Regions from separate parts of the Homo sapiens genome. Here all the other regions are linked to region 1. The links are chromatin loops, found by intact Hi-C in ENCODE. Cell type or tissue: heart left ventricle. All regions are shown on one strand.

The links. Hi-C counts contacts between places; a loop is a spot of excess contacts. Peaks named below come from ENCODE experiments on the same cell type or tissue, not always from the same donor. Only the 100,000 strongest peaks of a DNase experiment are listed, where the experiment ranks them.
Region 2: it touches region 1 in a loop (4-fold over the local background); 25 of 110 quality-filtered maps call a loop at or near these places.
Region 3: a loop joins it to region 1, with 2.8 times the contacts of the local background. A loop is called at or near these places in 71 of 110 quality-filtered maps.

Annotation. Positions count from the first base shown.
Region 1 is chr10:93,676,831-93,684,830 of GRCh38, reverse strand. It overlaps FRA10AC1 (FRA10A associated CGG repeat 1), which reads left to right. Exons shown (of 14, transcript NM_145246.5): 10 at 733-775; 11 at 3,233-3,351. Among named protein-coding and RNA genes, the nearest start is that of FRA10AC1, 22 kb to the left of the region's middle. In heart left ventricle, a CTCF peak has its summit at 4,213 (motif pointing right); no DNase peak of the experiment used is centred here.
Region 2 is chr10:93,371,710-93,379,709 of GRCh38, reverse strand. MYOF (myoferlin) reads left to right here. Exons shown (of 54, transcript NM_013451.4): 22 at 2,281-2,387; 23 at 4,755-4,947; 24 at 6,625-6,780. Among named protein-coding and RNA genes, the nearest start is that of MYOF, 110 kb to the left of the region's middle. In heart left ventricle, a CTCF peak has its summit at 3,146 (motif pointing left); no DNase peak of the experiment used is centred here; H3K4me3 peaks cover 485 bases; H3K27ac peaks cover 1,034 bases.
Region 3 is chr10:93,551,819-93,559,818 of GRCh38, reverse strand. It overlaps LOC105378436 (a long non-coding RNA gene), which reads right to left and starts at 3,340. Exons shown (of 3, transcript XR_946212.2): 1 at 2,691-3,340; 2 at 1-74. RefSeq lists an enhancer at 3,108-3,608. In heart left ventricle, a CTCF peak has its summit at 4,855 (motif pointing left); a DNase peak (open chromatin) is centred at 4,838.

The DNA.
Region 1 (8,000 bases):
GGCATAATTGTTCTTGACCTCAGTCTTAAAACCATAGGGAATAAATACTCCAGAATACAGCAGTTTCCCTTAGGATGCATGTTTTAGAGTCTGTCATTCTTTTATTTATTTTTTAAGTTAGTCTTCATGTGTCAGCTGTTCCTCTAGCCTTCTCTGGGTCCTAAGTAAATGTGCCTTCAGAGTTTTCTGCTCATACCTAATAAAAGTCAAGAATGTCCCCACATGCTACGTATGCATGTCAATACAGACTGATTTCTGAGTTCCTTCTGGAAGTGCTCAAGAGGAAAAGTCAGCCAGTGTGAACTGAGATTAAGGCAAAAAAAAAAAAAAAAAGAGACCACAATTATGGAACTATTTGAAAAGCTCCTTTGCATTTGAAAGTTCTTAGAGCACTTCAGAGGAAATGACTATACTCACATTATTATTAGATATCTTTGATGTGAGACACATGTTAATGTGCCTGTGGAACACAGTTTGTTTTTGGAACAAATTGACAACACATTTTTCTAAAATAGTGTTATTTTCAATTCCTCAAGCTAATATTTTTATTATATGTATGTGTGTATATATTTGCATTTTTGAGGTGATGAAGGTCAGATTGTTTTCTTTGGATTGTTTGTTTACCCTCTTATAGTAATGGAATATAAAGAAAGTGCGAATTTATGATATTAAAAGTAGATTAGCAGTGTGGTTATTCAAAATCAGCCATTCAGTGGTGTCTTTTCTTTTTAGGGTTATGCCAAGAATGTTCCATTAAATTAAATTTCCATCACAGGTAATGTCTTTTAAAATGCCATTCTTAATGTTTAGTAATCCAGGATATAGTCATTTACCTGCACTAAGTATCTAAATGTAGACTTAGGTGGTTGATGGTTGAATTGGTTGATCATGTAGAAAATGTGGCATTGTCGTATGGCTACATAAACGAGGGGTTTAGAAGTCCGCTATGCCCTATTCTTGCCAAGCAGTTTTAAATGTAAAGGCCTATGTGAGGTGGTAGATGGATGTTAGAATTTTTAGTTTGGAGCCAATGTTCTGACACTTTAATATTAGAAATTATGTTGTAAAGCAGACTTCATAAAGCAGTTCTTGTGTCTCATTTAGACAGTGTTTTAGCTGGAGTTTGCCATTCTTACAAAGGATTAGACACCTCTATACTCATTTTAAATGTTAAAATCAAGAACAGGCGCGGTGGCTCATGCCTGTAATCCTAGCACTTGGGGAGGCCAGTTTGGGTGGATCACTTGAGGTCAGAAGTTCGAGACCAGCCTGGCCAACATGGTAAAACCCTGTCTCTACTGAAAATACAGAAATTAACTGGGCGTGGTGGCAGGTGCCTGTAATCCCAGCTACTGGGGAGGCTGAGGCAGGAGAATTGCTTGAACCTGGGAGGCAGAGGTTGCAGTGAGCCAAGATTGAGCCACTGCATTCCAGCCTAGCAACAGAGCAAAACTCTGTCTCAAAAAAAAAAAAAGTTAAAATCAGGCTTTTATTGAATGAGCTTTAATGTATCTGCCACATTGAATGTGTGGGAATACCAGTGTCCTGCAGTTATGGGGTTTGAAATCAGACCTCAGTTTTTAATCTCAGCTTCTCCGCTTACTAGGCTTCTTCTTGGGCAAACTGCTTAACCTCTGTAAGGCTTAATTTTATCACCTGTAAAAATGAGGCTACTCAGGCTATTGTGGGGAATAAATGAAAGTGCATGTAAAGTGCTTGCCACAGTACCTGGCATTAAAGATGTTCACACTGATTCTTCGCAACTTGCCTTTGTGATGGTCAGGTTTTATGCGCTGGATAACAGTTAAAAGTTCAGCTTTTGCAACTTTATAAAATGTATACATAAGCATATTAATTTTAAAATAGCTTTCTTTTTTTTAATCACATGGGTTGTCAAAAAATAACAGCTTTGTTATAAATGTGCCTATATAGTATTTTAGCTGTTAAAAATAAATGTTAAATAATATTTTTAATTCTTAAAATTAGCAGGATTATTTTTATTATTTTCATTATTCTTTATTTTTTTGAGACAAGGTCTCACTCTGTTGCCTAGGCTGAAGCACAGTGGTGTGATCATGGCTCATTGCAGCCTCAGCCTCCTGGGCTCAAGTGATCCTCACACCTCAGCCTCCAGAATAGCTGAGACTACAGGAGTACATCACCAAACCTGGATAATTTTTTTTTAAAGTTTTTGTAGAGATGGTGTTTCCCTATGTTGCCCAGGCTGGTCTCAAACTCCTGGACTCAAGCAGTCCTCCTGCCTCAGCCGCCCAAGGTGCTGGGATGATAGGCATAAGCCTCCACACTTGGCCAGAACTTTTTTGGATTACTGGAATAGCCTAAACCTTTATTTCCCCTTCCCATCAGTGATACTGAAAGAAAGCAGGGATTTGTTTTGACCTTGACTTTTGAGCTTCATTTCAAAATGGAAATGATTCTTACAAAATATGCAAAAGTGGTTAATGCATTAAATACTATTATAGCATTTAGTAGATGTACTTTAACTTGGAAAATCTACTGAACAAGTTTTTTGAAAGTAATCTTTTCCTTTGTCTCTATTCTCCTTGCCAGTCCCAATTTCAGCATTATCACTTTTTCCCATTTAGTATTTCTTTTCTTAACCTATTAAAATTAATTAATTGTTTGCCAACCTTGTAAACCTGCTCTAGAAGAGATAAAGCTGCAACAATAAGAGTATAAATTATAAGTGGCCTGATGTTGATATATGAATTAACAATAAGCCCTTTCCATTTTCATTCCATTATGCTTCTACTATATTCCTTTATTCTTAAGAGTAGAAATTTCTATTTACTGGTGGCTTAGAGCTGTTCAGCAGTTTCTTCTTCTTTGTGTTTTTTTAACATGTAGGTGGATATGGATTATGTGAAGGGAAATGAGGCTTTTTTTTGTAATTTAGTTTTAAATGGCTAAGTGATAGAATATAGAAAGAAAGAAACAAATACAATTATAATTTGTATTTACTATGGTCGTATACAGAACTTATAGAAAGTAATTATTTGTGTCAGTGTTAAGACTTCATTATCTTATAGAATGATTTTAATTAATATACAAGCATAAAATATTTACAGTCTCACTTAACGTTCCTTATTATATAAATCACATTTAAAAAATAAGTATTTTAACTGATTTTGGTTTTTTGTTCATATGATGGTTATTTTTGAAAAGGTCAGTTGGAAAAGTTAACTTTAATTTTATATTGTTTAACACAAAGGAGAAAAGAAATCAAGTCAAAAAAAAGAAAAGATAAAACCAAAAAAGACTGTGAAGAGTCATCACATAAAAAATCCAGATTATCTTCTGCAGAAGAGGCCTCCAAGAAAAAAGATAAAGGTAAAAGGAAATTAAGATAAGGCATCTACTCACATTTGTGAGCATGAAATATAATCTGCCATATTTCATTCATCTAATTGGTGAATGCATTGAGAATTTCATTTTATGGTAGTTGAGAGGAAACTGGCTGAGAATTTAGATATGAACTTAAAGTGACTTACAGGAGTTTTAAGAACTCCTCTAAATTAATTAAGGGTTAATTTTAGTTCATTTTTGGCAGATAGTATAATATTGCCAACAGTTTTCTAATTCCTGGCTTTGTCACCTACAGACTTGTTACTTTGCATCAGTCACTGAACTGCTTTATTTTTCTTATGTGTATAGGGGTGAGGTGCATACCTGGCCTTCATACTGGTCAAGCTTATTGTGGAAACTCAAATAAGAATGTGAAAGGGACTTTGATCAGTGCCTTTAAACAGTCTATAATCTATAAATCAATATAAAATTGTAACACTGATTTTATTTATAATGGCCTGTGTGACTTTTTTTACTAGTTTATGAGTTTCTAGAAATGAGAAAGATTGTCATATATCTGTGTTCTCAGAGCCTAGCATGGTGCTGTGCACCTATACTTAGAACTGCCTGCTTTTTCTTTAGCAGTCCTTAAGCTCGCTAAGACTCAATTTCTTCATGTGTAAAATGGTCTTGATTCCTTTTAGAATTGTTCAGAAGTTGAAACGAGATAATTCATTAAGCAGTTTGCATAGTACTTGGCACATATTAGCTATTATGAAGGTTACTTCTAGTTGCTTTTTTTAGCCCATAATAAAGTAGAGTCAATCGGCTGTAATTTATAGTGAATCAGACTAATCTAGATAGGTAATTGAATTAGATTCAAGCCAATGTTAATATAATATTTGGACAGGAGAGGGCTCTCTTGCTCCAGCTATGAAGATCATTAGCTATGTTGCATGCTTAGAAGCATTTACTTCTTCTTGCACATGGTAATATATTCATTATGTAGCAGAGTTTAAATCTGTGTGCCCTTGTGATACTGTCTACTCCCATAGCTTCAAGTATATGGTGTCACCAACCTTTAGACTTCGTAAAATTGATAGATGGTGAGAGGAAGATATTGTTATTTTATTGCTTATTGAGAGATGGCATTTGTAGCAGAATGCCTTTTTTGTCTCTATCTTAATTATTTTCCACTCTAAGGTAAATTTTAACCAATAAATGTTAAAAATATGTTTTGAGTTTTAAAAACTTATTTATCCTTATATGCTAGTAAAACATTTAATATGTCACTTAAGAAATTTGTTGCCCTCATTGTATTATATGTTCATTCTTATCACAACTGTGATACCATGTTAATCACTGCGTATTCCAAATGAAAGAACTAGTCTCTACTTTATAAAATGTTACTCAGTACAATCAAAGTAGATCAGGTAGATGAATGCTCAGGTTCAGGGCTAAGGTTGGACCCTTCGTATTATGCGTACATATGCACATGATCTTCCTTATAGACATTTTTCCCTTAGTGTTCTGTCAGTAGATGACACCTATGTTGACCTAAAAACTAATATCAGAAATCTGGGGATTATCCTTGATACTTTCTTTCCCCTTATTATTTATGTTTAATTTGTCACCAAGTCCTGTGAATTTTACCCCCAGAGTATATATTTCTCAAGTTCTCTCCACCCTACTACAAACCACTATATTTTCTCTTATAGGCTACTGTTATATTCTCCTTACGGGTTCCGCCTCTGTCTTGCCATCCCACCTTCCCTCCTCTTAATCCATTCTCCATAAATCAGTGATTTCCTGTTGTTTTTAGGCTGATAAGCAAAATCCTGGACAAAGCTAAAAGGTTCTCTGTGATCCAGAACTTGTGTACTATACAAGGCTTGTTTCTTACCACTCTGTACCTCACGTTCACACTCCCCCCATGTAGCCTTTCAGTTTCTGGAAAATGTCAAGCCTCTTTCAATTTTAGGGGTTACATGGATGCTGTGTCTTCTCTTCCTAAAACTCTCAGTTCTATCCCAGCTCATCCTTCAGGTCTAAGCTCTTAAATGTCATTTCCAAGGATCCTTTCCTGATTTCATCCCCCACCTTGAATCTAAATTAGGACTCTCATTTGTAATGCTGTCATGGCTCCTGACACTTTCCATTATTACACATATGACGATGTAAAAGCCAAAGAGGCAGAGATTCTGCCTGCTTTGTTCATTGCTATATCCCCAGCACCCCACTAGCTCATGTTCAGCATAAATAATAATCAGTAAAGGACTTTGAAGATTCTTCAGGGATAGAAGACCAAAGCAAGGTGGAATTGAGACATCTCTTTCTTATGTATTCTCTATTTAGAATGCCTTTGAAAGCAAAGTCTCTAGAAATATAGCTTTTTTACCCCCAACTTCTATGGTATATAACAGAAAATAACAAAATTTTAGCAAACTTTTAGGAAAACCATGTGGAACTCTTTAATATCTTATCTGGGATCATCTAGAATTAGCTTTATCATTGATTTGATTCTTTCTTGCCAGACCACCTTAATTTGGACCAGACTTGAAGAGTAATTAATAAACGCTTAACATCTCAGCTGCGTTTGGACTGTTGACAACTTCCTTTAATTTTATTTCTATCTTTCTGGCCTCTCTTTAGCTAATGCTTTTTTTTTTTTGTAAGACAGGGTCTTGTTCTGTCACCCAGGCCCCAGGCTGGAGTGCTGGAATACAGTGGCATGATCTTGGCTCACTGCAGCAGGCTTAACCTCGGAGGCCCATGTGATCCTCCTTTCTCAGCCTCCCAGGTAACTGGGACTACAGGCCTGCACTACCATACTCAGCTAATTTTGTTGTTGTTGTTGTTGCAGAGACAGGGTCTTGCTGTTTCCCAGACTGGTCTCAAACTCCTGGCCTCAAGCAATTCTCTCACCTTGGCCCCCCAAAGTGCTGGGATTACCAGCATGAGTCATCACACCCGACCTCCTTAGCTGCTTTTAACTGAAGTTCCTTCTCAGTCTTACATTTAGCTGTTAGAGTTCCTCGGGGCTCTTACCTAGATTTCTCTAGTTTCTCTCTGTACTCCCAGTGTAATCCCATCAACTCTCATAGCTTTAGGTTACCGTCTTAGAAAATGTTAAATAAGTAATAGATGGATGAACTAGATAGCTGAATGAATGGATAGAGAGAAAAAATAAGAAAGATCAGTAGCTGACTTTAAGGACCAGTCTGCTTTGGCAGGTATGAGGAGAACAAGATATTTAGGTAGACTGTCTTGGCAAAATGTTCAGAATCTTATCTGTCTCACCATCACCCCTTTCCCAAAAGCTACGTCATCCTTCAGGTTTCTGCTTAGCTCAATTCCTTGGAAAGGCCCTTCCTGACACCCTTCTCCTCACTTCTCCAAATAAGATTATGTTCCTCTTACATATTCCAATAATACCTGTCACTTCTCCTTTAGAAATACATAGTATCCTTGGAATAAATTGTTTATTTTCTGTAAGGGAAGGGACTGTGTGACATGTTTACTTCGTTATCTCTAATTCCTAATAGTGCTTGCTCCCATAGGAGGCATTCAATAAGTGTAGGTGAGTGAATCAGTGAATTCAACCACATTTTCTGAAAGTTGAAAGGAACTTCAGAGATCAGTCCTGGAATCATGACTGAAAGGATATTCTTTAATTTTGCTTTTCAAAGTAAAGTCCTCTGGGCAGCATTTAGGAACTTGTTAGCAACTCACAATCTCAGACCCTTCCAGATCTACTAACAAGTTCCCAGGGCGAATCATATGCACTAAAGTTTGAGAGAGGCACTGTTGTATATTATGTGATTGTTCTGCATTGGTTCAACATTTCCAGGGAAAAGGAACCCACTACTATCAAAAATAAAGCTTTACATTTTCAGGTAGTTGTATTTGCTAGCACGTTTCTCTTAACATTCAGCCAAAATCTACAGCTTCCTCCCTTTGGTTCTAATTATGTTCTTGGGCCTCCAAATTAAGCCTAACGTCTTTTTTACCTATGGACCTTTGGATATTGGGAAGCAGGTATCATGTTCCTCATTAGAGGATGACAGGAAAGAATACATTTCCTGTTTCCTTACCCTGTAGTTCTTATACTCTTCATCTGGTCTAAAGGGGCCAAAAACTTTGGGTTACGAGGCCTCCTATCCAGGAACATTGGAGGAATTGTTACTGTCCATCTGTCACCTGCCCTTTTTTACTTTATCATCCTTCAGAAATATTTTCCCTGAGGTCTTATTGCAGGAAGCTCTGTATCGTGGTGATTTTTTTTTTAAATTACACTGACCGATCTTCAGTGCCTTTCTCTCTCTCTTTCTCTCACTGGATGACCATTGTAGAGCTGAGAATTTTTGTTTTATGACATAATTGTGTTGTGTTCTTATCAGTTTCTGAGAACTAATACTTACCTGCATATATGACTTTAGAAAAGATACTGTAAAAAGCAAGTATTTATTTGTAAACTGCTTTCAAATGTTGAACATCTCTATAGATAATAAATTATTGCTTATATTGCAGCTAATTATCTGTGAGGTTTTCTTTTTAGCAATATGAGATTTTTTTTGCAGGTATTCATTATTTTTTGTTTTGTGCTGGCTATTACAGACCATATGAGCACATAAGATATGATCTCTGCCTAAAAGAACGTAACATTTTAATGAGGGAGATAAGACTAAGGAACA
Region 2 (8,000 bases), 310 kb after region 1:
TAAGTTAGTATGGAGGTTCAGTGGTATTGGAGACCCAGGCTCTTACCCCCGGTTGCTCTGCCATCACTCAGGAGTTATCATTGTCTGCATGGTAGAGGCAGCTCACTACTACATCTGCCCTCCAGCCTGAGGGGAGGGCTGGTAAACAGTGGGGAGAAGATGACATAGGCCTTTCTCTTGAAGGGAAGGATGCAGAAGTCATACTCTTAATTTCTACTCACTTTCCACTGGCCAGAATCCAGTCATACAGCCACATGTGACTCCAACGAAGGTGGAAAATGTTAGTCTTATGCCTGGGCAGGCATATGCCCAGATAAAAATTTTCTTACTTTGGAAGAGGGGAGGATTAAAAAGGTAGGAGTGGGGTGGAACAGGAACTCATAGTTTCTGCCGTAATTTTTGTGTAGAGAGAATGGTTCATTCCAATAGCAATATGAAACTCTGAGAACTTTGCAGTGGAAATCTCCACTGCAGGAAGAGGTAGCTTTGAGGAACCAGTGTCTGACACATTCCACTCTTGCTGCAGACTAGAGGAACTTCTTTTGTTTGGAGGTTGGGGATTTCCTTGGGTGAAAACTGCATACATATGATATCTGTGATTATCTGTCTAGTTGACATTGGTCAACTAGATTGGTGAGGAGAAGGGGGATATGTCTGTGATATTTCTAATTAAGCAAAAATACTAAGTTACTTGGGCCAGGTGCAGTGGCTCACGCCAGTAATCCCAGCACTTTGGGATACCAAGGTGGGCAGATCATTTGAGATCAGGAGTTAGAGACCAGCCTGGCCAGCATGGTGAAACCCTGTCTCTACTAAAAATACAAAAGAAATTACCTGGGCATGGTGATGTGAGCCTATAATCCCAGCTACTAGGGTGGCTGAGACAGGAGAATCACTTGAACCCGGGAGACGGAGGTTGCAGTGAGCCAAGATGGCGCCATTGCACTCCAGCCTGGACAAATTGAGACTCTGTCTAAAAAGATAAATATATACATATATATATATATATATATATACACACACACACATACACACACACATATACACATATACTAAGTTACTCCTATCAGGTAGTGCTAAAATCCATCTGGCATTGGTGTTTTGATTTCAACATTATGTTAATATTAATTTTTTAAAGATCTAATCTCTACCAGGGCTGGACCAAAACATATGGGGTTTCAGGAGTATACTTGATCTAAAACTCGACGGCAAAATCTGAAATATCATTTTATGTTATAAAGGCAATCTGGGAGGATAACTATAGGTTTAAATTGACTTAATCATAACTGTCCTGAAAATAAAGTTGCAATTGATAGGCAATGTACATCTCAAAGGCATTTGTGGAGAATTAGTTGCACCTGTGTTCTAATTGTGTTTGAGATGCTCTTCAGCAATTTTCATCCTGGTTCTTCTTATCAGCTCTCTCCACTGACCAGGCTGCCTAATCTGGACAGGATGGTGGCTTTCCCTTTTCCCTGATTAGGACTTTTGACAGTCATGGTAGGCTCTTCCTCAACTTCTCTGTTGGCAGGTGCTCAATGGAATAGAACCATATGTTTTGAGCTTATCTTGTACTTTCTCTGCCCCAGTCCGTAAATCGCTATTTCTCCAAGCAGCTTTTTCCTTTGAGTGGGGAATAGCATTTTAGAAACAAAATCTGGGTATACAGTGCTCACTACTACTGAAATATCATTGCTTCTAGGCCTTCTCAGCAAACGAATTTGCACAGACACATGTATGTCTATTTATTTCTATATCTATCAATATATTAAAAGCTATGACTTCATAAAGATACTTCCAATTCCAGTCCAATACCACAAGGTTTATCCTAGTCCTCTGTATTTCTATGTCTCTAACTTTCTTCTCCAACAGTGAGAAATCTGGCCTTTGTTATCCTCAATATATTTACTCCTTGGTTCAATCCTAAAATCTGTAGATAAACCACTGTGAAAAATAAGCCTACTAATTAGAGTTCAATATGTTTATGGGTTTTTTTTTTCTGCCTTTTAACAAAGTGTACATAGTCAAAATACTGTGTTCCAAAAGTTACTTGGGTTAGTTTAGTGTAATTATGTTATTCATCTGAAATGTAATTAGATCTGTTTTATTTCTGGTTATATTCCACTTTAGGGTTCCCTCTCCTATCTTTGCTGGTTTCATTTTATTTGTTTTTTGAATATACAAAAATATTTACATGATTTCACAGGTTAAACTATATGAAAAGGTATAATGGCATAATGAACAATTATCAATTATTTCCTCTCTTTTCAAATTCTTCAGCAAACAAATATAGAAGCTCTAAAATCAGGGATACAAGGTAAAATTCCTGCAAACCAGCTGGCTGAATTGTGGCTGAAGCTGATAGATGAAGTTATAGAAGACACGAGGTACAGTGATCTTACGCCTATCTCAGAATTTTCATCCAGGCGCTCCTCCCTGAAATTCTAAGACTGTAAATCCTGTGGAATTGTTTCTAGTGTTTGTCTAAGAAGTGATTTTGAATTATTCAAACTTCGTAAAAAGTCCTCACTGGGAGGAGTGCCTGAATCACCACCAGGAAAAGCTCCACTTTCTGATTTGGTGCCAGTTCTCAAGTAGCCTAGGGAGGCTGAGGCCCCACTCCCAGAAGCACGTCCCAGGCAGCCTCAGGCAAGGGATGGGGAGCGGAGAAAGAAGCAAGCCTGAGCCTCTGCTTCTCATCAACCCAAGAATGACCCCCACCCTGGAGAAGGGTGACTTCTGGCTCCTACGGAGAATGGGATCTGGGAGTGGAGCATTGATTTTACCATTCAGAACAATATCTCTAATTCATAAACATATTTTTAGAAACAGCCCTTTTACTTGCTCTTTTACTGAATGCCTGATGAACACTGTGGCCAAGCCTCTGTTAGGCAAAACCAGTAGATTTGACTTGAACCAGCGGACCTTTCATAACTGATTCGGGGAAACAGCTCAGATCTTTTAGCATATGGAAATCAAAGGGGGAAGTGATTCGTTCCAAACTCATTTTAAATATTGGTTAATAAAGCAGTGGACAGGGAAGTTCCGAAAGAAAAGCATATTGAATGCTTTCCACAAGCAAAAAGGCCTTTATTCCCCACACTGGGCTAACACCCTAAGTCACCCTGTCTTCTTGTGCCTCCTAGTGGTAAAGCCAGGTAATTGAAACGCAACCAAAATCAAAGTACTGCTGGGGTGCTTGTTTAAGTTCTGAATGTTAGAGCTGGGTCCTAAGGGATCATGTCCTTCAGTCTCCTTATCTTGTAAATGAGAAAACAGAGGCCCAAAGAGGAGAAATGACATATCTGATGCCCAGAGCTGGGTTTGCCAACTCAGCCCCTCTTCCTGCCATGTATTTCACAGTAGACATCTATTTGTTCAAGGCCCCAAGTGTGACTTTTGAACTAACAGCTTCCAGATATCTTTTTGCCTCAAAGTCTCACTCTGGGGAATTAACCCTTCAAATACAATGCCGTAGTTATTTATGAAACCAAACAGAAACATTTGGTAATAACTTTCATGGAGAAATTGTCTGTGAATTTTAAGATTTGCAGAGCAAACCACAGTCATCTATTTATACTTCTGATATGAGCTGTTTTTGAGGAATCAAATTGGAATCTTTCTAAACTTTATGTAACAGGAAATTCAGTGTCTAAGGGAAGTTGTGCTAGGATTTTCTTCATTGAAGAAGCTAGGTGAAATTCAAGTGAGTGGAAATTCTAGGTAAGGACACTGTGAATCAGAGCTTCGTGAACCTGGTGGAAATCCTCACCCTGTGTCCCACCAGATGCCATGGTGGGAGGCAAGGCCTGGCAGCAGAAGGCTAATTCTGGCTCTAGCTCAGCCATTCTCAGGAACCCTTGGGGGTCTCATCACAACACATCCAAGTTCTCATATTGAATGGAGATTTGGCCTACATGGTTGGTTCATAAATCTTTCTGGAGTTCATGGGCCCCTTTGAGAATCTGATGAGATGATGGTGATAATAAAGATGACAACGAGATGATGATGAGGATGGCAACATTGTTTAGACGTTGCTATGCAACTATTCTAAATCCTTTCCATACAGCAACTCATTTCCTTCTCACAACAGCCCTAAAAAGCATGTCCCACATTTGAAAATAGGAGGACAAGGAAGTAAGTGACTGGTCAAGACAATAGAACTAGTAAAGAATGGAGCCACGATTAGTACCCAGGTTGTTGGCTCCAAAGCCTATGTTCATCATTACATCACACTACGTGTTGACACAGATAGACACAGTTTTCTTTATAAGTTCCAGAGTTTCACAGACCTTCGAGACCCACCCATAGATTGCTTAAAGGCCCAGGATTCCCTAAGTTAAGTATGCTTCAGCTAAATGGTCTCTAGCCTCCCTTCTTCTTCCATCATTTTGTGGTTCTGTAAAATGATTCTAGGAAGCAAAAGAAGGGAAAGCCAGTTTCTCTCAGCTGCCACTGTTTCCATCTTCTTTCCAGTGACTCCTTGGGCCGTAGGTTAAACCCTAAGGCCTAAAATGGCTTTGGGATTTTAATCTCCCTGTATTCCTTATGAACATCAAGAGACCGGCAGGTCTGCTCTGGCAATGCCAGATACACTCTACTCCAGCGTAAACCAGGCAGTGCTTGTAGATTCAGTTAGGAGGTTGATGTGGTTTGCAAGATGGAAATCCAACATAAATGTATTTGACAGTTCTGAAGCCTAAAATTAGGTTATTCTTCAAATCCTCTGTTTCTTTTTTTCTTCATTTTTCTAGATACACGTTGCCTCTCACAGAAGGAAAAGCCAACGTCACAGTTCTCGATACTCAGATCCGAAAGCTGCGGTCCAGGTCTCTCTCCCAAATACATGAGGCGGCTGTGAGGATGAGGTCGGAAGCCACAGATGTGAAGTCCACACTGGCAGAAATTGAGGACTGGCTTGATAAATTAATGCAGCTGACTGAAGAGGTAGGACTTTTAAACTACACAAACGTCACCTGATATGGAAGAAGGGCTCTGCGAAATGGCACCAAGAATAGGATGGTGGAAAGAGAATCTACTACATTATCTTGGATATTGAGCAGCTCTGACAGATTGTAAAAATCAGGGAGTAACTGGGCTGAGGATGCTAATGATGAATGTGATTGAAATCAGAGCAGGGGAAGAATTTTGAGTTGGTGATCTTGGAAATGTCTTCAAAAGTGGACAAATCATTATCATTTTCATGGTACTGTCGGAGAATATTTTGAATGGTCTTTGCAGTTCACAGGATTAAAATGTCAGCTTTGGCTGGGGTTGGGAAGACCTGAATTTGAACCTTGGTTCTACCATGTATAACATTGGGCAAGTTATTCAACCTCTCTGAGCCTCAGTTTCCCCATCTGTAAAATGGAGATAAACATAGCACTTACTAGTTAGCTTTGTTGTGTGAAGATTTTAAAAAGATGGTGGGTGTACAAATGTCCATGAATGATAGACTGGATTAAGAAAATGTGGCACATATACACCATGGACTACTATGCAGCCATAAAAAAGGATGAGTACATGTCCTTTGCAGGGACATGGATGAAGGTGGAAACCATCATTCTCAGCAAACTATCACAAGGACAGAAAACCAAACACCGCATGTTCTCACTCATAGGTGGGAACTGAACAATGAGAACATTTGGACACAGGGTGGGGAACATCACACACCGGGGCCTGTCAGCGGGATAGGGGGCTGGGGGAGGGATAGCATTAAGAGAAATACCTAACGTAAATGATGAGTTGATGGGTGCAGCAAACCAACATGGCACATGTATACCTATGTAACAAACCTGCACATTGTGCACATGTACCCTAGAACTTAAAGTATAAAAAAAAATGGTAGGTGTAAAGGGCTTAGCACAGTTGAGGGCATACAGTAAGTGCTGGATAAATGCTGGCCTCCACTAACTTCGGTGGACTAGAAGAATGAGGAAGTAAGGAGACGACTCCTCCTGTCTCTCAGAAATCAGAGGGTTGGGTAGGTAGTCATATATTTGTGGGTAGAAATACGCTTGAAAAAGCACACAGGATTATAGGTAATTTCATTTTCTACTTTGTATGCTTTGGTACTTTCACAGTGTTCTATAGTGGACTTAGGCAGTTTTTTTATACCACTGTGTGCCAATAGGGACATTTGCATATCCAGCTCTGGAAGCTGGATTATCTTCTTTATAATAAAAAAAGAGGTTTTTGAAAACAAAATTAATATTTCAGATTTGACAAATATTGGATGGTGAGCCAGAGACTCTTTATCCTGTAAAATATATGCAATCTGTAACCTTTTGACTGCTGCTGGTGGCTTTCTTCAAATGATGCTTGAGATAAGATGGAATATTTTCTAAGATACCTCCCAGAGAAGAGTAGGAGGGACTTTTGCTAGGTGAAGCTGCGCCTCTGCTTCTCGCCCTTCCCTTTGGCCAGCCACAGTCTGCCTCCCAGCCCTGCAAACTCACAGTGCGGTCCTAGAAGATGGGAGCTCAGGAATTTGAGACAGAGCCCTAACCACAGCGTTTCTTTGCTAAATGAATCCCTGAGGGTCCAGCCTGCAGGGTCTTCGGTCCCTCTCCATTTAGACTAACCATGGCTGTGCTTCCTCTTCCATCCAATCCTCATGACCAGCCACAGAACAGCATGCCTGACATCATCATCTGGATGATCCGGGGAGAGAAGAGACTGGCCTATGCACGAATTCCCGCACATCAGGTCTTGTACTCCACCAGTGGTGAGAATGCATCTGGAAAATACTGTGGGAAAACCCAAACCATCTTTCTGAAGGTACATATCTTCACTGTGTCATGTGAAACACACTAAATGCAAAAGCTGTATTCCTGAGAAGGGTCTGCTTTATATCATTTGCAAATCATTGAATGGTAAGGGTGATTGGGATCAATTCTAGCCCATCCTGGTCCCTCTCTCTGGGGCAATAATTCTGAGAGAGAGTGATCTGAGGTTGGCCAGCTTTCAATCAAGGACACCTCCTTAGATGTCTTTGTGACATTAATATAAACATGGCATTGTGAATGCTTTGCTTTCTGGCATGAATATTTCACTTCTAATATTTCACACAAGGCAATGCCTTTCTTCCTTTCATTCTAGTGAATGTTGGGGAAAGAAAGAGAAAGCAGTAGGGATGGTTCATGGAATCTGTTGCTCTAACCTAATGAGCAATAGATTGAATCAATTTCAATTTGATGAACCAATCAAATTGAACATTTTTGACAATCGTAACTTTAGGGAAGAGATTCTGAATACTTTTAGAGTCATAGACTCTCTTAAGTGCCTGACGAGAGCCACAGGCCTTCTCCTCCAGGGAAATGCACACTGCATGTTCAGCTAATATTTTGCATAGAATTTAGGAGCTTCATACAACCCATAAGCCTGTTCCAGGGCCCCGTATTAAGAACTCTGTGTGTGTATATGGGGAATCAAAGGTGAGCCTAGGGCCGAAACAAAGAAATCAGAATAGTTCCCATCTATATGTTTTGACGTCATCTCTCTGGCCAACCCCAACTGGAGTTCTTTGCATTTGGGACAGAGAAATAACAATTAAGAAGAGAAAAAGCAGAGTTGGAGAGAGTGTTCTCTTCAAACAAGGAGATTCTGCTAACTTTTAATAAATTTACTCATTGCTCTTTAATCAGGAGGGTGTAAATAGAATCAGAGTGATTATCTTCTTTCAAGTGTCTCTTGGTAGAATAAATTTTACTTAAGATAGAACCACAATTATAATTGACCTCAGCAGTGGGTGGAAGCAAACTGATTAATAAATAAAGCTTCACAGGGGGTGGGAGAGGAGACAAAGGCACCTTCTCTGTGTTAGGTTTTAGAAGTTAGTGGATAAACAGCAAAATGCTTTTAAGAGAATGTTTTGTATATTTATTGATTTTGTTAATACTCATTACACAGTTTAGGGAGCTGTTTAACTCATGAGTTTTTTTGGTCTTGAGATCCCTTTATACTTTAAAAAAAAAGGTTGAAGGCCCCAGAGAGCTTTG
Region 3 (8,000 bases), 130 kb after region 1:
CCATCTGTGAGTTCCACTGAGCCGACTTTGTCTGCCTGGGAGTTTCCTCAAGCTCATTTCTGCGACAATCTTGCCTGAGGAGATGAAGAAAGGAGAGCAAGGGCCAGCCTTTTAGCAACTGTGAGGGCGGGGATGTCCGCACACTGGACGGCCAGGCCTGACCACTGTCGCTGGAGTCCTGGGGTGACTAAACTCTGTTCCTCCCAGACAGACAGAAGAGGTGAAGCCATGCCTCAAGAAGCCCCAGTGCCTTGAGGAGGCCTTAGGAGTCAATAGACCAGAAAAGATCAGCCCCCCACTGCTGAGGTAACTGGGGAAGGAGGAACACTGAGGAGTAGGGGGACTGGCAAGGGGGGGTAGAAAGAACAATAACAATAATAATAGGAGTGGCTGGGAGCGGTGGCTCACACCTGTAATCCTGGCACTTTGGGAGGCTGAGGTGGGCAGATCACGAAGTCAGGAGTTCGAGACCAGCCTGGCCAACATAGTGAAACCCCATCTCTACTAAAAGTATAAAAATTACCTGGGTGTGGTGGCACAAGCCTGTAGTCCCAGCTACTTGGGACACTAAGGCAGGAGAATCGCTTGAACCTGGGAGGCAGAGGTTGCAGTGAGCTGAGATCGCGCCACTGCACTCCAGCCTGGGTAACAGAGCAAGACTCCATCTCAAAAAAAAAAAAAAAAAAAAAAAAAAATTAGTAGTAGTGGCCAGGCACTGTGGCTCACGCCTGTAATCCCAGCACTTTGGGAGGCCAAGGTAGGTGGATCACGAGGCCAAGAGATCAAGACCATCCTAGCCAACATGATGAAACCCCATCTCTACTTAAAATATAAAAATTAGCTGGGCATGGTGGCGCACGCCTGTAGTCCCAGCTACTGGGGAGGCTGAGGCAGGAGAATCACTTGAATCCAGGAGGCAGAGGTTGCAGTGAGCCAAGATCGTGCCACTGCACTCCAGCCCGGGCGACAGAGCAAGACTTTGTTGCAAATAAATAAATAAATAAATATTAGTAAGACAAGTGAGTTCTGTTTGGGGGCTAAAGCTCAGGGGCTCGAGCAGTGGTCCCTGCAACTCAGCGCTCTCAGCCCTGCCTGTTTTATCACCTGGGCTCTGCAGCCTTCCTGTCCACAGTGGTAGCTACCAGGATCTTTCCCAGTGCATTTCTTTCCAGCTTAAATTGGCCAGAATTTATTAACTCCTGTTGCTTGCCACCAAGGAGTCTAATCAATAGAAGATCCAACATCTGACGCCTCCCCTCCCCCCCATGTTTTAAAGACAGTCTTTATTTTAATGAGGCCAGATTGCCCAATACGGGAGCTCAAACTGGATAAGTGGGATCTTGGTAATCACCTTTTTCCCATTCTTCCAAGGAAAGATGTAATTAAAGCCCCTAAATACAAAATGTTCAACTCAGAGAGAAGAGCAATTTTGATATGGTCCATTTCTACTTAAGCGGTAGTGTTTCTCTGTGGCCCTCTCTCGGCCAGGAGCCACAGTGGCCAGCCGAGGATGGCAGGCAGTCCATTGAGCACACACTGATGGAGCACGTACTGCATGGCCAGCACCATGCCCAGTCCTAGAAATGGCCAGACAGCAGGTAAGGATGTGAGCACAAGCCCAGAAGAGCTTTCTACAGTACAAGATGTAGCTTTACTGAAATTCCGCACATCCCAAGGAGACCATTGGCCAAGATATTGCAGTGTTGCGCGATTCCTCTTGCATCACTTTCTTTTTTTCTTTTCTCTTTTTTTTCTTTTTTTTTGGCTTCTTTATTAGTTCTATGTTTCTATTATGAAATGCAAGAAAAATATAAATTTGTCCTTCATTCTTCTACACAGCGATAATCCTGTGAGATTGTGCTGTGTAACTTTCCAGTGTGTTTTCTGTACATCCGGGGCTGTCTGTATGCCTACAGGTATTTTATAAAATGGGAATTGTGTTGCACACACTATTTTGTAATATGCATTTAAAAATTGTTTTCAGGACCTGGCGCAGTGGCTCACACCTGTAATCCCAGCACTTTGGGAGACTGAGGCGGGTGGATCACCTGAGGTCAGGAATTCAAGAACAGTGTGACCACCATGGCGAAACCCCGTCTCTACTATAAATACAAAAATTAGCTGGGCATAGTGGCGCGTGCCTTTAGTCCCAGCTACTCAGGAGACTGAGGCAGGAGAATCGCTTGAACCCGGGAGGTGAAGGTTGCAGTGAGCTGAGATCACACCACTGCACTCCAGCCTGGGTGACAGAGTGAGACTCTGTCTCAAAGAAAAAAAAATTTTTGTTCAGTCACATTATTCTTCTATTCTATCCCTCAGTTTCCTCAATGCACACAACTGTCCCGTGCCATATTTAGCCCCCAGCTTGGCTGCAAGGTGAAAGGACAGAGCTATGCACCACACCCACCCTCCAGCAATGGCTCTCAGAGGCCAGCCTCTGCTTTAGTCTCCGCTGGTTTAAAGTGAAATGGGAAAAGTGTCAACTGTGTAGTTTTCCCCAAGGCTAACCACATCCATTTTTACTTGCAAGATTATGTCCTGCTTATTTTGCTGTTGTTAAACTTCTCTTTCTTTTAGGACAGAGTATGTGTGGCAGTCATTAAAAACAAACAAACAAAACAAAACAAAAAATCCTATGTTAAAAACTTGACTACTGCTTCAATCTCCAGAGAAACTCAGTCAAGACTCACCAGCCCGTCACATGGCGATAATAAGGACACATATTCATACAAGCAAAGACCTCCAAATTTCCAGACCCTTTTATATCCATGCTTTTATCTCATCTCGAGGACAGCTCTCCAGGGCAGGTGGTATGCTCTCCCGTTTCACAGAGGAGGCAGCAGGTGGCCCCCGTGCAGCAAAGGGAGATGGTCCCGCTTACATGGCTCGTTAGCCCCAGTGGAGCAGACTCAGGTTCTCGATTCTCAACTCAGTGACCTTGGAGGGGCTCTTCCCTGAGCTGCAGCTTTGCAACCATGCATCACTGAAGAATGGAACCTGATGGAACATTCTGGAATTCCACTCCGAAAGTCCCAAAGCTACAACACACTTCAGTGGCCAGAACCTGGCCTCTGCCACTCCTGCTCACCCATTGGCCCTTGCTTGGGGCTGCATGCTTCAGCACTCTGGCGCTGCCTGTGGGGTGCAGCTGAAGGGGAAGAGCAAGCCTCACAATTGAACACTTGCAGGAAATGTCTGATACTTGGGTGTGGCCTCCTGGGTTTGATTCCTGTCCTGTAGCTCACTGGCTGTGCACTCTTGGGCAAGTGACATCACTTCTCTAGATCTCTGTTTCTTCATTTGTAAAACGAAAATAACAATGCATCCTTCAAGGCTGGGCACGGTGGCTCACGCCTGTAATCCCAGCACTTTGGGAGGCTGAGGCAGGTGGATCACTCAAGGTCAGGAGTTCGAGACCAGCCTGGTCACCATGGCAAAAATTAGCTGGGCGTGGTGGTGGGCACCTGTAATCCCAGCTACTCGGGAGTATGAGGCAGGGAGAATAGCTTGAACCCAGGAGGCGGAGGTTGCAGTGAGCCGAGATGACACCACTGCACTCCAGCCTGGGCGACAGAGCGAGACTCTGTCTCAAAAAAAAAAAAAAGAAACAAAGAAAGAAAGAAAATATTAAACACTGAAACACTAAACCACTTCTACAATAGATATAAGGTCAACAGTAAGGGGGAGGTAAATCAGTTATATGTCTTCAGTAGAATACTACACAGTCATTAAAATGCTTGTGAATTGAATGATATGGGTGGCAGGTACCTGTAATCCCAGCTACTCAGGAGGCTGAGGCAGGAGAATCGCTTGAACCCAGGAGGTGGAGGTTGCAGTGAGCTGAGATTGTGCTACTGCACTTCAGCCTGGGTGACAGAGCAAGACTCCGTCTCAAAAAAATAAAAATAAATAAATAAATAAAATACTTCCTTCATTGGCTTGTGTAAGATAATATACTAAATGTCACACCTTTAGTGTAGTAAGGGCTTAAGAAGTGTAAGTTTGTGACTTTTTTTAGCATCTGACACATAGGAGGGGCTTAAAATATTTTCAATAGTTGAATAATTAAATAGATGAATGAACGAAAATGGAAATTTGAGGTTTAGTGAGCCTCTTGATGTCTCTGCTATCTAAGTCGTGGTCCTCAGGAGCCTGCTGTAAAGATGGATAAGGATAGGGGTGGGGGTGGGAGGGGCCATCACCACCCTGGTACTCCCCCACTCCACCCCCACTGCCCCCAAAGAAACAGGCAGTGGAAATTAAAAAGCAGGGCTAAAGGGGATGTAACACAGACGTAAATTTTGAGAAGAGAGGGATCATTTATTGTAAGATGTGTTCTCAGCGTGGGGTCCTTCCTTTCCTGGGAAATATGACCTCCAGGTGATCTGGATTCCAAAAGGAGAGAAAAGACATGGCTAGGGAAGGGGTGTCCAGTGAGGGCCCTAACATGCAGCCCTTCGGAGGGGCGAAGACAATGACTCAGCCTGGCCAACGCCCTGAACTCTGACTGTCTGTTTCCTCTATGCTGATTGAGTTCAGCAGCCGGCAACCGATGAGACTCCTAGGAAGGGCTCCAGAATCACTGATAGCTGACGGAGGCTTGGCAGCGTGGGGGCCCTCCGAGCCTGGGAAGGTGGGCTTATGTAAATACTGTAATGCAGAGGGTGCTGGAGCCGCATCAAGAGCCAGCTCAGCTGCTGTGCGCTACTGACACAGCCATTCCTGTCTTGGGCCTCAACAACTTCCTCACAAATGAAAATGTTGAACAAAATGAGCTCTCCAAGCCCTGCCAGCCAGGTCTGATGGAAGAGTGTAGGGAGTTAGGCCTTGAAAAGCTGCTCCGCACTGCCCCCTGGTGTCATTGGCTACAGTGACCATTGTCCTCAAACCTCTGGTGTCCATCCACCCACCCCCTCATCCACCTATACGCCCATCCATCCGTCCATCCATCCATGAGCCTGGTACATCTCTGAAGAGTGTGTCAGCTTTTCATTTCGGGGGTAAGGGGAGAAAGGGACCTGGGCCCACATATGGGGGCAATGCTGACCTGAACAAGCAGAGCCACAAGGAGAAGGGGTGACCAGACGGTACCTGGAGCTTGGAACAGTTGTCTGGACTCAGAGGTATTGAGTGACACCCAAATGAGGGAACTGGGCTCCCTGCTCCTGGTGGCAGCTTGAATGATGGTTCTTTGGATTTTTAAGGATGAAACCATCCTGGAAAGTGGACCTTGAGATATAGATCATTTGTCTATTTCATACATACACACACACACACACACCCAATATAGCAATGCTATTGTGGGGATATATATCAGACTTGATGGTTGTCCTTTTGAACTCTATCAGGTGACTTGCAAATTTCCCACAGTATGAGTCCTGCCTCCCCAAGGGAAAGGTCAACACTGGCTTTCCCATCTCCCTTGCACCAAGGCATGTACCCTAAGCTTAGACCACCAGACATACCGTGAGAGACTTGCCTTTGCAGGAGAGGACAAGCTAGGGTTTCACAGAATCCATTTATGGGCAAGAGTTTAGGGCACAATCAAGAGGCTTCTAGGATCTCACATCCAGAACCAGTGGTGCAAGCCAGGCATGGTGTCTGTGCTGTAGTGTGGTGACACTGAGTGTTCCACTGGAGCAGCCTTCATCATGTGACATCGTTCCAGGCTGGGAAGTCTTCACGGTCAATTCTCTGGCCCTCCCATCGGAGAGCCTGTGAATTACATTATACCTTTTTCTGTTTAATCCAGCCAGAATGGGTGTGTGTGTGTGTGTGTGTGTGTGTGTGTGTGTAACTGTTGCTCCTCCTGTGCTAATGTTTTGTTCAGCCTTAGAGGCCTCTGGCCTGGCTTCATTAGACTCCTGACTCCCCAGACAAATAACCAGACTTAGCTGAGCAGCTTCCGAATGGCAAGCCCCATGTCCTCTCTTTCTACAACCCATGCAGGAAGGACGCTCTAAGGCCTGGATAACTTTCTCCCAGTTTACTTTTCCTCTCCCCAAACTGCATTGCAAAACCAGCCATTTCTGTCCAGCCAACCACTTCATCTCCCCTTTCTCCTCCTCTCTCGCAATTCCTGTGAAACACACACATACACACACACACACACACACACACACAAGCAAGAGAGTGAGAGAAAGAGAGAAAGACAGAGGCGTGAGGTGAGGTCAGTGACTCCTAGGCCATAAATTCTGGAATAATGACTCCCTGGTGAACTGACTGACACAGTGCTTTCTCTTTTCTCATAATTTGCATTATAGGAATCTATTCCTCATATTTTGATGCATGGAGAAATCTCTTTCTTTTTTGCGGGGGAGGGGAAATAAAACTTTCTTTTTTCTTTTTTTCTTTTTCTTTTTTTTTTTTTGAGACAGTCTCGCTCTGTGGCCCAGGCTGGAATGCAATGGTGCAATCTTGGCTCACTTCAACCTCCGCCTCTCAGGTTCAAGTGATTCTCCTGCCTCAGCCTCCTGAGTAGCTGGGATTATAGGCGCGTGCCACCATGCCTGGCTAATTTTTTGTATTTTTAGTAGAGACGGGGTTTCACCACGTTGACCAGGCTGGTCTTGAACTCCTGACCTCAGATGATCCACCTGCCTCAGCCTCCCAAATTGCTGAGATTACAGGTGTGAGCCACCGCCCCCAGCAGGGAGATAAAATTCTCTGAATTCAGCTTTTTCCAACTCCTTAATAGGTAACATTTACTGACCTCTCACTATGTAACAAGCACCTTACTTGTGGTGACTCAGCTAAGTCTCACAACAATCCTGTGCAGAAGAAGAACATTGTTATTATTATCATCCCCATTTTACAGGTGAGAAGACTGAGGCAGAAGAATATAATGATCGGGAGACGTTGGGTTACAACTAACAGGAATCCAACTCAAATAAAACAAACAGAAATGGAGGAGAAGAAAGGAGAGAAGGAGGATAAAAGGGAGGAGGAGGAAAAGAAAAAGAAAGAAAAAAAGAAATGCACTGGCCTGGATAAGCAAAAAATCCAGGCAGTGACTTTAGCTTTAGGCACATCTGGATCCAGGGATGCAAACAACAACAACTTATTTGGGCACCTGTCCTCACCTCTGACTCTTTTCTCTGAATTGGGTTTGTTTCAGGAAGCCCATCCATCCCCTAGTGGAGGCAAAGAGGCCATAGCAGCTCTTGCCCACTTCCTACCAGCTCAGCAGACTCTTCCAGCACTATCCTCACACTTCCCAAGGGTGGCTCTTGTAGGCAGGGTGGGGTCTCATGCCCATCAGGAATCTGGACCGACAGAGGAAGGGCAGGTTCATAAGAAAAGTCAGGGTGCTGAGACCAAAAGATGGGACAAGGGATTCTGGGTGGGCTAAAACAGGGGGTCCCCAACAGATTAAGTTGCATAGAAAGTAAGCTGTCCAAATTCAAAGCCAGGTGTGATTTCATCTGAGGTCCATGAATGGCCCAGGAGATCTGGATCTCGTCCTGGTTTTGTCACTAATTGGCTGGTTAGAGGCTCACTTGTCCCATTTGCAAAATAGAAATAATAATACCTGTCCAGTCTCCGTCACTGAGTTATTACAGAAATCAAATTAGACCTTGAATTCGAAAGCACTTTGAAAAGTCAGATACACAGTACTATATTATTCATTTGTATATTTTCCATTGGTTGGTTGAAATCAGCTTAAAATTCTCTATATTTTCCCATAGAAAATATAATTCCCATTCTTATTTTCTTTTTCAAAAACTCATTATGAAAGCAACACATCCTATAAGCAATTTGAAAATATAGAGAAGAAAAAGAAAGAAAAGTGAAATAAAAGAAAAAGAAAAGGCTGGGCGCAGTGGCTCACGCCTGCAATCCCAGCACTTTGGGAGGCTGAGGTGGGTGGATCATGAGGTCAGGAGTTCGAGACCAGCCTGGCCAACACAGTGAAACCTCGTCTCTACTAAAAATACAAAAAATTAGCCAGGCATGGTGGCGGGCGCCTGTAATCCCAGCTTCTTGGGAGGCTGAGGCAG